2 separate regions of the Homo sapiens genome follow, and region 2 is linked to region 1. A link is a loop called in an ENCODE intact Hi-C map of the cell type or tissue named here. Cell type or tissue: gastrocnemius medialis. All regions are shown on one strand.

Region 1 (8,000 bases):
CAGTATTTTTCCAATCATAAAAAAAGAAGTCTGTTTCTGAAAACACAGTTTGATTTGTTTATATTTCATGCAGTGTTAAAATGCTCAGTCGGTTCTAACCTTGTTTGCATTAATCCTCTTTTCGGAATTTGCACATTTGTTTTCAAAGCATTGGGTTGGAGCAGTTTGCTGCTACATGGAAATCATATCAGCAATCGTACTCAGAACATGAAATGAACCTGCACATAGAACCCACACAATTTTAATGTCTGCTAACCAACTGATAAGCACATAGGAAGGGCATACAAGAATTAGAATAGAGAGCCATTGAGCCAACAAAGGTTCACTTTCTAAGAATCACCACCTTCTGAGGTTACTGGTTAGTACTCTCAACAGCCATTGCAGCAGAGGCTAATTCATTCATTCACACATTCAAGAAATTTTTCCTTGGACATCTACTGTATGCCAGGTACGATGCTATGAGTTAGGACTAGACTAAGGAATAAAACACAGTCTCAGCCCCCAGAGTCTACAGTCTTCAGCTAATCATATAAACAAATAATGAGCTTTGCAAAAGCTTCTCCTCTCATTGGTATGCTCTTCTCCCATCTCTTTGTCTGGCTAAATTCTATTCAACCTGCTAGATCTTGAGTAAGATGTTTCTTTATCTAAAATAAGCGTCCCCAACCCCCAGGCCATGGACCAGCACCAGTCTGTGTCCTATTAGAAACCAGGCTGCATGGCTGGGTGCAGTGGCTCACGCCTATAATCCCAGCACTTTGGGAGGCTGAGATGGGTGGATCACCTGAGGTCAGGAGTTTGAGACCAGCCTGGCAAACATGGTGAAACCCCATCTCTACTAAAAATACAAAAATTAGCTGAGCGTGATGGCAGGCACCTGTAATCCTAGCTACCTGGGAGGCTGAGGCAGGAGAATCACTTGAACCCAGGAGGCAGCAGTTGCAGAGATTGTGCCACTGCACTCCAGCCTGGGTGACAACAGCAAAACTCCATCTCAAAAAAAAAAAAAAAAAAAAAAACAAGAGAAGAAAAAAAACCAGGCTGCACAGCAGGTGAGCAGCAGGCCAGTGAGCATTACCACCTGAGCTCTGCCTCCTGTCAGATTAGCAGTGGCATTAGATTCTCACAAGAATGTGAACCCTATTGTGAACTGTGCATGCGAGGGGTCTAGGTTGCACGTTCCTTATGAGAATCTAATGCCTGATGATCTGAGGTGAAACAGTTTCATCCTGAAACCATCCCTCCCCTTGCCCATCAGTGGAAAAATTGTCTTCCACAAAACTGGCCCCTGGTGCCAAAAAAGTTGGGGATTGCTAATCTAGAAAATGCTCCTTGACACCTCAAGTTAGAGTTAGGCGTCCTTTCTAGGTATTTCCATAGCAACAGTGCTTACTCCTATCTGAGGACTTTGCACTTCGTATTGCAATTACTTGTTTAATTATTTATATCCTCTCACTAGGCAATGAGCTACTTAAGGACAAGAGCTATGTCATGTCCATCTTTATATCCCCAATGACTAGCACTATGCCTAGCACCTATTAGGAACTCAATAGATAATTGTTGAATGAATAAGTGAATGAGTGATTGAGGTATTCATAGGGTATTATAAGAACACAGAGAAGAGACACCTAAAGATACTTCCTGGGAGAGGTAGCTTCTAGGGGAAGTTATAAATGGTTAAGTCTGAATTATCCAGGATTAGGCTGGTTGGACAGTAGAGAGAGACATTCCAAGCAGAAGGATAGCATGAGAAAAAGAAAGCCACAAAAAACAAAAGAGGCATGCCAGAAAATGCCCAGCAACACGTGGAGAGGACACACGCTAAGGCAGCCGTAAGGTCATGAGGGATGGAAGGTTCCAACCAAACCAGACTCAAACTCCATTCTTCCCTTCGTTCCCATCCAAATAAAAGAATGAACACACAGATCAGAGGAGTCCTAGGAGCTGATCTCCAGGGTTTACATACTGGTTACCAACATATTACATAGTCCCTAAGTCACAAACCATGCCAAAAACTCTTCCTTGATACAAGAACTATGTCTTACCCTGCCCTGTGAGGTTCAGTGAATGGGACCTTCCAGGGAAAAGGTGCCAGGTCATCTTCTTAATACACTCCTTGCAGAAGGTTTCTGTCTCTCATTACAAATGGTGGTAAAACACCTTGTTCGCTTTGGTAGGCCCACCTTTCCTCTGCCCAGCTTCTTCCTAAAACCTAGCTCCTTTTGTTCAACCTGAGCAACCCTTAGGAGAGCATGTTGCCTTATTTCTCCTTACTCCATTGTTTTTTGTCTTGTTTTTTGAGATGGAGTCTCGCTCTGTCACCCAGGCTGGAGTTTAGTGGCACAATCTCAGCTCACTGCAACCTCTGCCTCCCGGGTTCAAGTGATCCTCCTGCCTCAGCCTCCTGAGTAGCTGGGACTATAGGCATGCGCCACCATGCCTGGCTAATTTTTGTATTTTTTAGTAGAGATGGGGTTTTACCATATTGGTTGGCCTCGAACTCCTGACCTCGTGATCCACCCCCACCCCACCCCACCTCCCAAAGTGCTGGGATCACAGGTGTGAGCCACCGCACCCAGCCCATTGTCTTTTAAAATATTAATTTCAGTGATTTCGTCATTTACATTCAATGCAACCAATATCCTATTTAAGGTAATTCCAGAGTTTCAGTAAAACATCTCTGATTACCCACTTCAAGTAAGAAATTCTAAGAAGATCAGCTGATAGAGTTCAGTCATTAATTCATTCAACAACTATTTAACACATCTGTGTCAAGCACTGTGCTGGAGTCTGGAAATTCAAAGATGAATGAGAAATGGTCTCTACTCTTAAACTGTCTGCAGTGTGGAGGAAGTTCTAGGATGGGGAAATTGCTTATGTGGGGCAGTGCTGAGGCTACTGCTGACCTACCTAAGCCAGCACTTCAGGTTTATGCAGGTCCCTGAATCAGCAATACAAGCATCACCTGGAAACTTGTTAGAAATGCACATTCTTGGGCTCTTCGTACAAACCTACTGAATCAGAATAAGAGAGTGAGGCCCAGCCACCTAGGTTTTAACAGGACCTCCCAGGAATGCTGAGGCTCACTTTGGTTTGGGAATCTCTGGTCTAAGCTCTGTTCTGAATCACACCAGGCCTATATGGAAGGTGATTAGCCATTCCCAGCCTTCTTCTCTACAATCCCCCCTTCTTCTTTTAGGAGATTAACATGAAACATCAATCCAGAGTGACTACCCAAAATGAAGTAAAAATACTATTTTCTCACATAATAGCAACACATGACACTGCTCCCAAATCACAGAGACGGTTTTATGAAGATCAGTATGGTATGGACTAAACCGACTAGAGCCACATCAGCATCAACACAGAGGGATTCAGAAAGGATAATATCATCATTGTCTCCTGTATTAGTCTGTTCTCACATTGCTATGAAGACACACCCGGGACTGAGTAACTTATGAAGAAAAAAGGTTTAATTGACCCACAGTTCCACATGGCTGGGAGGCCTCTGGAAACTTACAATTGTGGCAGAATGCAAAGGAGAAGCAAGGTACCTCTTGCATGGCAGCAGGAAAAAGAGCCGCAGGGGAAACTGCCGCTTGTAAACCATCAGATCTCGCGAGCCCTCCCTCACTATCACGAGAACAGCATGGGGGAAACCGTCCTCATGATCCTCCCAATAGCCCCCAATCACCTCCCATCAGGACCCTCCCTCCACACGTGGGGATTACAATTCAAGATGAGATTCAGGTGGGGACACAAAGCCAAACCATATCATCTTCATTCTCCCCCCTGGCACTTGAGGGGAAAAAAGAATCATATCAGCTTGACTATTCAAAAAAGAAGCAAGAGCGCCACAGTTATTTCAGTGCATGGGAAAAGGGATAAACTGAAACAATAAACTTGAACGTTTAGGAATATAAAGGTAAGGGGGAGAGAGATAACAATCTTGGCCTCTGAGTTCTGCAACCCTATGGTTGTTTTAAACAAATGAAAGCAGATTGCTTTCTTCCTGGAGTTCTAGTGAAATGTATCTTGCCACCAGCAGACCGTTCGGAGCTCCTGGCCACAGTTTATTGGCTCATTGCCACGTGTCATTAGTGACCTATTTTCGCTGCTGTGAAATCGGCCATGTCTGAAGGCCCCCGAATCAGCAGTTTCTCCCTCCACTCACCGGCTCCAGGCTGGCAAAGCTGACACCAGTGCCACAGAAAATGCAACCCGCTGCCCTCTCCCCAAAATGTGGGGAGAGCACGGTTTTGCTATGAAGATGTCGGCTTTGACCTGAGGCTGACTTGAGAGCCCAGCTGTCATGTCTCTTCCAAATAAGCTGCTGAACTTGGAATTATCTTGGCTGAATAATTAATCAGGACTAAAAATAACCTCAAACTGCCTGGGCTTTGCTTAAATCCTACACAGGTGAGAGAAGTAGGTTTTTTTTTTAACGTAATTGCAAAACCCATATTTTGAAAGGCTCTGCACCAAAATATGAAAATAATTACCCAACATGCCAATTTGGGAGATAATTCACAGTTAATCTGGCTCTCTTAAAAAAATGCCACCTTTTGAATTTCACATTGACTTCAGATTGTCAGTTCTTGGTGGATATGAAAAGCAGCCGAGAGTTGTACTCAAAATTTTCTAAGAATACCTTCAAACACAAATCCATGGGGAAAAATATATCCGTTGGTATAAAGAGCGCCTGTTACCAGGCAGATTAGACAGTGAGCCGAGTTCCACAAGAGGGCGCCTTCCCCATGCTTCCTTCTCGAAGGTGAGGGCGCTGCGTTTCCGCCCCAGCCTTGGCTGCCCTTTCTTTTCCTTTGCCCTTATACAAACGATGTGCTCCCAAGAGCGAATGCTCAGTGTCCTGTGGAATGCTACTCCTGTGACCACTTTCTAGCTGAGATCATCAGGCAAATGTTATCTCTGTAACATCAGAGGAGCAACTTCAAATGATGAGAAATCAAGCAAAACATTAAAAATACAGGGGGAAAAAACAAATACATCTAAACTGCCTTCTCTCCATGGTGATCTAGCTTTGTGTGTTCATTTTCTTGATATTGCTGTGATACAAATAGGATGTGATGAAATGAAAGTACATCCATCACAGCAATCTTGTGTCCAGCCTGAATCTCAGACCCAGATGTGGCTCCAACCAACAAGTGACCATGAGCACGGGGCCCAGGTGTATTCTGGGAAGCTGCTCACCCTCACTGCCATTTCTTTCATCCCCGTAGGCACAGCATCACCTTACATCGAAGACAGATTCAACGAATCTGCCTCTCATCCTAGGTGGCCACTAGGCAACTCCTCTGGGACCATTTCTTCCTGCTCTATGCTCCCATGACCTTCATTCATACTCCCTCTTCCCCTGCTGGAAACCTACTTCTTTTACCTCCTCAAAGGTAAAAGGACCAGCTGGTGAACAAAAGAATACATTTGCTCTATCTAAAGAGAAGCATTAGAGCAAGGGAGGAAAAACTGATGCAAGACAAATGACTTGGGCTCATCATAAAATACTGAGCAGTCAGCAGAACATTAAGAAGAGACTTCTACTCCCCACCACACACATAACCATCTGCACACCTGAATGCCGAGACTAAGCCTCACCAGACGCCAGCAGCATAAATGAGAGGAGTCACTTACCCCTCTGAGGCTCAGGCTTCTCGACTGGAAAAAAAAAAAGATAATAAAAATATCAGTTCAGTTGGGCATAGTGGCTCATGTCTGTAATCCCAGCACTTTGGGAGGCCAAGGCGGGTGGATCACCTGAGGTCAGGAGTTCAAGACCAGCATGGCCAACATGGTGAAACCTTGTCTCTATTAAAAATACAAAAATTAGCTGGGCATGGTGGTGCATACCTGTAGTACCAGCTACTCAAGAGGCTGAGGCAGGAGAATCACTTGAGCCCAAGAGGTGGAGGTTGCAGTGAGCTGAGATCATTCCACTGCACTCCGGCCTGGGCAACAGAGCAAGACTCCCTCTCAAAAACAAACAAACAAAAAAAACCTAATGAATTGTCAGTCTCAAGCCAGTGGGTAGCCAGTGGGTAACCTGGTAATGTAATGGTTCTGTGAAAGAGAGGGTCCATAGAATACAACAAATGTGTGATCTTGTTACTTCATTTGCTGTGATGTGAGCTGAATAAGAGTCACAAAGAATAAGAGAAGAGCTGTGGTTGTTGTACAGAAATAAATACTATTCATCTTGAAACTTTCACCTCATCCCCAGAAGTATCCAATAGAATTTATTAATGCGTATTTCCTACCCAGTGTAGTCAATCAATGTGTAATAAAAATGCTGATGGCCACAGCTTAAATTATTAAAATTCTAGCAGGTTTACCAGGTCCTGAGCTTAGAAATGCATGCAAATCTCTTCATTTGAATAGTTGACTTAATATCATTAGTTCCCCCCTATATCCTCTGGTTAGAGCTCACCTCTAATGAAGCCTCAGGAGCTGATGATATTCCCATACAGTCTTGTTAGTTTTAGAGAGAAAACTCTCCCCACAACCACAAAAGTCTTCTCCTAAGCCCTTAACCTAGAGGTGTCACAAAGAGCATGAGGCATCATCACTCCTGGGACAATGACCCTAAATCCTTGTCCCACTGAGATAGTAGCCTTATCTTCCTGTCAATAGGAAACCCTTGGTCATTTGTTGTGGGCCAAGAGGAACCTGTGGCCAGAGGACGTTAGGAGGAAAACCTGGTTTGGCAAAAATGATGCAGAACAGGGACTTGCCAAATAGTAAGGGTAAAAAGAAGATGACTTCTAACTGGCTATGTGGCTGAAAGTCACCGAAATGGGCAGTTCCACCTTGTGGCCTTTGGCTCTCCAGAGGCAGGAATGAGGATAAAAAGGTAGTGGAAATACCTAGAAGATGAGACCTGAGACCAGCAGAGGCAGAGAGGTCTTTCTGGTTTTCTATGGGAGAGTAGCATTCTTCATTTCTCTCCTCTGTGCTCCCTGTGACTTCTGTTTAACTTCTGTCAAAGTAGTTGTGACGCCACATCACTCTTTCTTATTTGTCTATGTCCCTCAGTAAACTTCAAGCTCCACGTGGGCCAGAACCAGGTTTAATTTGTTCATAATGGTGAATAAACTTGTATCCCTTGAACTGATTACAGCCCAAGCTCAAAAATGTCTTAAATGAGTAAATGAATGCTGCATACAAAGGTTAGCCCTGAAGGAGAAATGAGCAACATATTCTAATGGAGATGTATGTGGCACAGAACTTGGAGATCAAAGTCAGCCTCTTGGGTAGACTTCAGGGATGGGCTTTAAACAAAGAGGCAGGAAGATCCATAGCATTACTTGGGGGATGAATAAGACTCTAGAATTGAGTTGGCCCAGAAATTTTGGGTACAAGCAACACTCACTTTGTTTGATATGATTACAGAGTATTTTCTTCTGTTTACTACTTTCTTTAATTTAATTATGTGATAAAAAGTGATCACTGTGTGTATTAGTCTATTTTCATACTGCTATAAAGAACTACCTGAGACTGAGTAATTTATGAAGAAAAAGCTTTAACTGATTCACAGTTCCACATGGTTGGGGAGGCCTCAGGAAACTTACAATTATGGCAGAAGATGAAGGGAAAGCAAGGCACATCTTACATGGCAGAAGGCAAGAGAGAGAGTAGAGGAAAATACCACTTTTAAACCATCAGATCTCGTGAGAACTCCTTCACTTTCACGAGTAAAGCAAGGGGGAGACCGCCCCCGTGATCCAAACACCTTCCACCAGGTTCCTCCCCCAACACGTGGGGATTACAATTCGAGATGAGATTTGGGTGGGGACAGAATCAAACCACAGCACTGTGTATTTCAACTACTTCCAGAGATGATGGGCACATAAGGAGTAAAGAATAGAGGGGGGGACAATTTCCTCCACGTGTCTGGAAGAACTTTCACAAAAACATACTCATGGGTCGTTCTACTCCAAGAAGACGGATAGCTCTTAACACATAGTAAATAACTTTTCTATCTGAAG
Region 2 (8,000 bases), 220 kb before region 1:
TACTTTGTAACCAAAGGCATTAATTTGCAACCCTTTCTTTTCTTAAACAAGTAAGATACTGTGATTCCTTTTGATGCAATGTAGCAAACCAGACACAAATAGCAACAACAACTTTTCAGACACAAAGAGACATCACTGTTATTTCTACCTTAATGCAGATGGGCCTGGACTTATGAAAGGGCTACTTCCTGATAAACCCATCCGAAGTTGAAAATGTTGTAAACTGAAAGTGCATTCAATACCAGATAAACCCATCACAAACTCAAAACATTTTAAGTTGACCTATTGTAAATCAGAGAGCATCTGTTTTTCTGTATCCTTATGAGCCCTCAAATCCATTTTCTTTAAATGTCCATCCCCATCCTGTGGGCCAGTCTGCCATATCTTGCAAACACTTCCAGTTGGGCTTCCTTCATCTACTCTTACCCTTCTCAGTACTTTCCTATAAAGACAGCCAGGAAGAGCCAATCTGCTCATGGCATTTCCTCCTCAAAAATCTCTTGGTGGCTTCCTTACTTATAGGGTAAGGACCAAAATCCTTAATAGCACCTACAGGGCTTGGCATGTTCTGGTTCACCTCATCACTTTCGTTTCACACCAAATTCTCTCATTCTCTGGGCTCTGGCCAAGTGGCCCTGCCTTCAGTTGTTCACCTTATTTCCTCTAGCTAGCTACAGGGTCTCTATTCATGCTCTTTGTTCCTCAGCTCAAAAGCTATTTGTTTCCTGGGGAAGCCATCTTTGATCCATACAACATTGCACACACACTCAGCACAACATGCTTTTTCTTCACAGCACTTACTACTTTGCAACTATGCAAAGTATTTGTTGTATAAAATATGTATTTGTTCATATAATTACCCATGTAATGTCTGCCTTCCCAACCAGTCTAAAAACTCCCTGAAAAAGGCACTGTGTGTTTTGTTCAGCATTATATATCCCTAGTGCCTACAAGATTCTGGGCTGTAGGAGGCTTATTTAATAAATATTTGACAAATAAATGCCATCTGCATTTTCTATATATATATTTAAAGCTACCCTAGCCAAAATTCTGATAAACTCAATTTTACAGACAAGGGAAATTAAGTAGGGTATTCCTCTTCAGATAAAAAGATGACAAATTCGCCCAAATGTACTCATACATTTATTTGCTGCTGGTCCACATAAATTGCTTATAATTAGTTACATTTCTCCCAAAACAATTGAAAACAATTCAGTAAGCTTTACTTAAATGATTTGGGGCTTTTCATGGGCTTTTGCTTTGCAAATAGCATACTTCATTTTTACAAATGAAGAAATAGCCTTAATATATAAAACTCCTCAAACTTAGGAGGGGAGATAAATTGGGATAAAAAGCAAGGAAAGACACAATATTTTAGTTTGTAAAATTGGTTTATTTACAAATTGGTATTTTAAAATTGTATTTGAAATTTTTATTTTTATATATTTCCCTGGCAGGCATTCTATATTTTCTTAAATATGGAGGCAAAGGATAGGAAACCTGAGTAAATTTAAGAGATTTACCTGCTGCTACAGTCAGTAAAATTTAACTTTTAATCCCTGAGTATCAGTAAAGTGTCAAAAATAGTATTTTCATACTTTCAAATGTAAAAAAAAATTTAAGAACACAGAAAATAAAGAATGAAGCTACTATAATTAGCCTCTCCACAAATAACAATGAGAAGTCACTCTCTTACAAATTAACTGAGGGTGTGTGCACATGCATTAAGTTATTAGGTGCACTTAGACACTACGATGCTCTAGTCCTCAACTTTTTAGTTTGTCCCATTTGAAAAATATTCCTGGAAACTGATATGTAACTTAAATAATAGAAATGCCCATTGCTAGCTCAACTTCCCCCCCTTTCTAAACTTTTGTGTTTTATGTATTATGGATTTTCCCTTACTGTCCAAGACCAAAATTACCTGATTACAACCTAAGCCTCAAACTGCAATGTTTTTGTAGTCAACTTTGGAGCAAGTCACTTCAGTTTCCTCAAGTATCAAATGAGGATAATTATAGCTCATAGGGATGTATAAGGATAAACTGATGTTCATCCAACATCATGAAATCTCCAAGGAGCTTTCTATGTAAGGGGTAATGCTCTTCTGGAACATGTGATACAATCATAATATATTCTTGCTGCTCCTTAACGACAGATGACTTAATACTCCTAAAATGTCAGCTTTCTTCAGAAGAGTTAATATTAACTCATTAGTTTCCTCATTAAGCTTCCTTGAGACACATGGGAATGGCAATTATGCTCCCACCCCATATATATATATGAAATGTACCGCAGATATTAAGGATATGACCATAGCAAAATAGTAAGTCAAAGTCAAACCAAATAAGGAAACAAACCAAAGACTTCGCAGTAAGATGTAATTTTCTTATGTATGTGCAACACACTGGCAGTCATTTTTCATTTTGGACAGTGCTAAGTATTACTAATGACAAGGGTTTATCTGCCTAATAACCCAAAGGAAATCAAGTGTAATTCAAACTTAAGAAAAAAAAAGAAAGCCACATATACCTTCCTCAAATCCCTCTTAATGCTCTTTTCAAAACATGAAGCAGTCAAATCAATTTCCCCTTCTAACAGACCAACACTAATGTCAACTAGGGACATTTTCTAGAGCTAGTTTGAAGACAACTTCGAAGTTCCAAGAATATTTATTTGTGTAGCTGTTCATTCCAAAAGGGATAGGACTGTAGAGACTCAAACAGAATTGCACATTGATCAATTTTAAAAAGCGCTTTTGAAAGATCTGATAAAAGGAAAGAGAATGAGTAGGAACTATAATCTCCTGAGTCAGTCAGTCAGATCTGGACAAGAAATTTTAAATTGACATTGCCACTTTAGCACCAATTTTCAATTTTGTACATAATGCACATCTCTTAACACTTACATTTCTAAATATATTGGATTTTGGGGTTAGTTTGCTGATTGGGTTTTTTGCACTGGGTGTGAACTTTAAGAAGCAAGATTAGCAGTAACAAAAATCTATGGCCCAGGCTATGACGAGGCAATTGGGAACTCTTATGGCATTCCCTTGTTTAAGCATATCCCAGTATTGATGCAGGGAGCCACACTAAGTAATTCCTTGGCTGTTGGTAACAGAAGGGAAATAAATAATGATGTGAGGTAGTTCTTTCCACAAGAGGGTAATATCTGACTACACAATATCCCTGCAATGTCTGACGAATTACTAGAGCATCTGCTTGCTGTCATCTGTAAGTAAACTCTTAGCTTGGTACTAACTGAACTTGACAAATCATGAGCTAATTGCAGTTCCTAGGCCTTATTTTCTGAGCCAACCGAGGCAGGAGACACTACAACACAAAAAAATGTGAACCACAGAGACCACCAAGTACAAAAACTGCAAACTCATAAGCATTAAAAAACATTGGGTGGAACTGGTTAGAGCACATTAGAATAATTTACCAGAACTTGTGCAGAGAAAAGAATGAAGACTGGTGGGGAATAATTGACAGGTTCTGCTCCCCCAGCTTAACTATCATTGTGAAGGTTAAAATAAAAGAAGATATGAAGCTCTAGCATAATAAAGAACACAGCAGAGGCTATATATAAAAAAGTTAACATAAAAATCTGACAGGTGAAGGAATAGAATATCCTGGGAAAAGCAAGAACTACTTACTAAAACCTTTGTTTTTCCACTTGGAATCTGCATACTTATATTGAACTAATAAAGTATTGCTATGAACAAACTAGTAGAATGAATTATTTTAACTTCTCAAGACCCTGATATAGAGCTATCCATTTTGCATTCTAAACCCTCTCCAGGCTAATTGACAAAGGATAATACCAGAAATAGATCAGGAGTTAAATTATAGTTAGAAAGGGGAGAGAAGTAAGGTAGGACATTAAAATTTTATTCTGAAATTATCTCTGGCCACAACAATAAAATTTAACAGATATTCACTAAACAGTCTTACTCCTGTCATCAGCTGTATAATACATACAGTATCATAGAACTGGCCACTAGGATTAAAATCCACTAGAACATATTTAATGTTAAGTGGCGACAGCAGCATCTCACAGAAATTTTTACATACATATATACACAGTCCACATTCAACCATTTTCACATATTTTCAGTACACACAGTTGCAGCATATTACAGTCACGTGTCTAAGTTGTTGCTCGATAAAAACCCAAGCCACTGCCTAGACAGAACTGTAGCAGTTGAGCTGAGTATAATTACAATTAATTTTATGTATGTCCATAGCAGAGAGATGTACAAGCCCCTAAGAAACAGAGTTCACAAATACTTTTTTTAATGCTATTACAGCATTATGTTGGGCAATATTAAAACCTTTACCGAGACCAGATCAGTTTTTTTAAAAAGTCTTCTGCTTACCAGAAATATTTTTGATGAAAAAAATTACAAAAATGAATGCTCTCCTTAAAATAATTCACACTTTAGGATTCCAATATGGCCCAATGCTACTGATGCCTAAAGTGTTTTCTAACATTCTGATGGAGTCATTTAACACGACCCCAAACCACCCATTAAGTTTAAAAGTGGCTTAAGTGCCTTGCACCCAAATTGTAAAAATCCCTGGCCATCCTTACTAGAGCCAGGCACATATAAAAGGAATGCACTTTGGTTCATACCAAATGCCCTGGGATTAATCACACTATAAAATTAAATGGTTTGAGGTAAATTTTTACAAATACAGTTGATTTTTGTCTAGTGTTAGCATAACAAAAAAAAAATGTAAAAATCAGTCTGATGTTAAGATACAACAAAGACCATCTTTAACCCCTTAAATATAGGAAGTCCTTGTGTAACACTACCTGATGGTTATCTTTTTTCAGTGCCTGAAGATGAGTCATGCCTTATGGTTTCTATTAAGGCCTGTAACTAGATATTTAAGACAGATGTATCTTTGCAGAGATGGGTTCCATTCTTACTGACTAGAATTCGAAGAGTTAAAGAGGCCAAAAAATGCATGCCCTACAACATGGCATTCAGAACAAAAGGCACATTGTTAACACTAAGGGCACAATTTCTCCTCTACCGTTAATCTACAGTGTCTTGCACCACTCTGTTGTTCCACTGCTGTAGCAATATATTTAAGTGGTAATGAACACGCTGGTGGTGCAAGAAACAGAGCCAAATGAGACTGCCAAAGACAAGACAACACTGTGCTATTCCTAGATCTGAAAACAGCTCAGACATCCCCAAACAATGGTAACCTGTGAGACCAAAAACTGTTTCCAAGCCAACTCCTAATAGCCTATCAGAGCCTTCATTAATTTATGTTTTAAAATCACAAAGATGCAACATTTTTCTTTTTTTGACATGACAATCAAACTAGAATTTTATTAAAGCAGCTCTATTACTAAATGCTGAGATGTGGCAGCTCTTGTGAATAAAAAAATTTCACTGTATTTGGAGGGAAAAAAAAAAAAGCCCTACAGTGCTGCACATTATTATAGTTTGGTATAAAAGTTTCCGGTTTCCATTTATAAATAAAGATAGTCTCAAATTCATTGCTGGCATCTTAAGAACCAGTTTTGTGCGGTGGGGGAAAGACAAGCAGTATTAGTCCATTTATAAATGTTCACATGTATCGTCATTTTATAGGGAAATTAATAATGGCAGGCTCAGGTTTGTATATTTAAATGTAAATGTGAAGATAACTGGAAATGGAAGAGGAGCATTAGAAGAGCAAAACAGCATTATATGTTTTTATTGATTTAATGACCTAAAGAAGCTAACCATCATTAAGAGGCTGGTGGTCTTACAAAGCCACCAAACCAAGTCTTATACTTCTCATGCCTTTAAGCCAAAATCTAATATACAGATCTTTAAATTCTATAAGCCATTGATTGGGAGTATTGTCACATGAGCATTATTTAAAATGTAACTTACTAACATATTATTGCACTTCCACAGATTACACAGAAATGTGTATAATATGCTAAAAAATTTGACTAAGGGAAAAGAAGCTATAATTTCTAAACACAGAAGTACAAATTAATTTATCAGTGACACCTTAAATAGTAAAGCAAATATCACTATTTTAATAAGGTAACCTTATTACTGGTTTTTTGGCAAATATCTGAAATATTTCCTGAGCATTTTTTTCCACCATCAACCAACGAAGCCTAAATTAAAGTGTTTTTTTCAAACCTTTTTTTTTTTCTTAAGATAAACTGTAGGATTATTATTAAAGAACTTAACCGGAAACTTTCTTGGCCTCACTGGGGACCACGCTTTTAAGTACTTGTAAATCAATTTACAGGTAATACAATAATCTCTGTGCATATATAAGCTTACTTATCCTAATCTGTACTACCCAAAACCTATTGTCCAAACAGGCAGAAATCTTTCTATATTAAATTGCACATACTAAAAAATTTTTTTCACGTGCCTTGAAATTGATATAGATCATTGCTCATACATTAGTGATAAAATACTGAAATTTTCACTGTGAAAATAATTATTATTCAGAGAAGAAAATATTCTTTTACCAAACTCTCAGTTACTTTGCCAGATAAAGTGTCATTCCCACAAAAACAATCAGTGCAATCCAAAAGAAAGTAAAATAAAATAGAGGAATGCTATCTCTGGGGTTCTTCTAATGATACGAAGAATAAGTCAAACCATTTAACTTGAGGTTGAACTTTTCCTCCTCTAAACGTGTTGTTAACATTGGCCTTACTGAACAGCCAAAGTGACTTCTGTTCGTCCAGAGGATTTTCAACCCTCTTTCTTTTTAAAGAAAGAGTTGATAGTTTCCCAGGCTGAGAGAACCTTACAGTGGCACCTGAAAAGTGTGAACTCACTCTAATCTGCTAAATCTTCTTTGGAACTATGGAAATCCCCACCTTAAGTAGCTAGGCTGCTGTTCTTTTTTTAATTGGAATATGAAACAATGGTCATAATCACAGCTGAAATGTCTCTTTTCTGTATTAACAGTCTGGGATACACAGCTGAAGGAAGAAGACAAACTAAATGCAAGCAACAGACGTGTGGTATTAAAAGAGGAACAGAGAGGAGAAAAGCAGAGAAAAGGGAGGAACAGTTCATGGAATACAATTCTAAATTTAGGTGCAAAAGCAACTCTGTAATATGAGGCTTCTTTACAAAACAGCTCACCGATCATACTAGAAAATTTGGAGGAACACACACGTTTCCATTCCCATTTATCCACTAAAAGCTGCTTTGCCGGCTTTTAGAATGTCAGAATGCTAACTGGGCAGTTTAAACCTTGGGGATCTTATTTTGTATTTGTTTGAGCACTAGAGGAAAATCTCTAAGGTACAGTTTTTCTTAGAATGTCACTTTGATTCTGACCGTTCTCCTCCCACTACCCCCAACACCCAGATTAATTTATGAAAAACGGAAGCAGGACATGCTACACCTGTGCATGGACCTGGAGCATGGAGGGAAAAGGAGGGCCTTAAGGGGCTGTCACCCTGGGGAGGATATAACATGAACCATAAAAACATAGTGAATGTCTTTGACACCAATCTGTAAATGCGTGGCAGTCATGAAGTAATCAGTGGCCTGCCACTGATGTTATTATTCTGCCACACTAAATACAGTAAGGCTCATTGTACTTTTAGAACACAAAAAGTTTCTGAAAGTATAAAAACTTAAAGCATTGTCCTCATGTATTTTATAAAAACAAAATGAACAACTTTCTTACATTAAAATTAAGTGCTGAAAAGATACAAATGAGTAGAGTTATTGAGCAAATAAAAACAGGTCTGAGCTACTCCTTTTCAACCCAGTAAGGCTCAGCAATGTCGTATCTTTCAGGTTACCAGCATCAGGGGACGTGAGCTCAGCTAACAAGTTTTGGCAACACTGTCCTCTGCTGAATATTCCCATTGGCATCTGTCATCTGCGCCAAATTAGTCCTCAGTTTGGAAGCTGAGCTAGAAGGTGGAGGTAACTTGGATATAGATGTGATAGCACCGGTGCTCTCAGTTATCCTTTTCACTGACGTTTTCTCCCCGGT

The links. Peaks named below come from ENCODE experiments on the same cell type or tissue, not always from the same donor. Only the 100,000 strongest peaks of a DNase experiment are listed, where the experiment ranks them.
Region 2: it touches region 1 in a loop (4-fold over the local background); 23 of 110 quality-filtered maps call a loop at or near these places.

The regions. Positions count from the first base shown.
Region 1 is chr12:67,438,713-67,446,712 of GRCh38, reverse strand. It overlaps LINC02420 (long intergenic non-protein coding RNA 2420), which reads left to right and starts at 4,154. Exons shown (of 2, transcript NR_146500.1): 1 at 4,154-4,419; 2 at 5,241-5,715. The region is part of intron 3 of LOC105369812 (a long non-coding RNA gene); the gene reads right to left. In gastrocnemius medialis, a CTCF peak has its summit at 4,735 (motif pointing right); DNase peaks (open chromatin) are centred at 4,102 and 4,752; H3K4me3 peaks cover 656 bases; H3K27ac peaks cover 1,817 bases.
Region 2 is chr12:67,658,537-67,666,536 of GRCh38, reverse strand. It overlaps DYRK2 (dual specificity tyrosine phosphorylation regulated kinase 2), which reads right to left. Exons shown (of 3, transcript NM_006482.3): 3 at 1,131-8,000. The coding sequence ends at 7,824. Among named protein-coding and RNA genes, the nearest start is that of DYRK2, 14 kb to the right of the region's middle. In gastrocnemius medialis, a CTCF peak has its summit at 3,157 (motif pointing right); DNase peaks (open chromatin) are centred at 5,126 and 7,876; H3K4me3 peaks cover 911 bases; H3K27ac peaks cover 5,733 bases.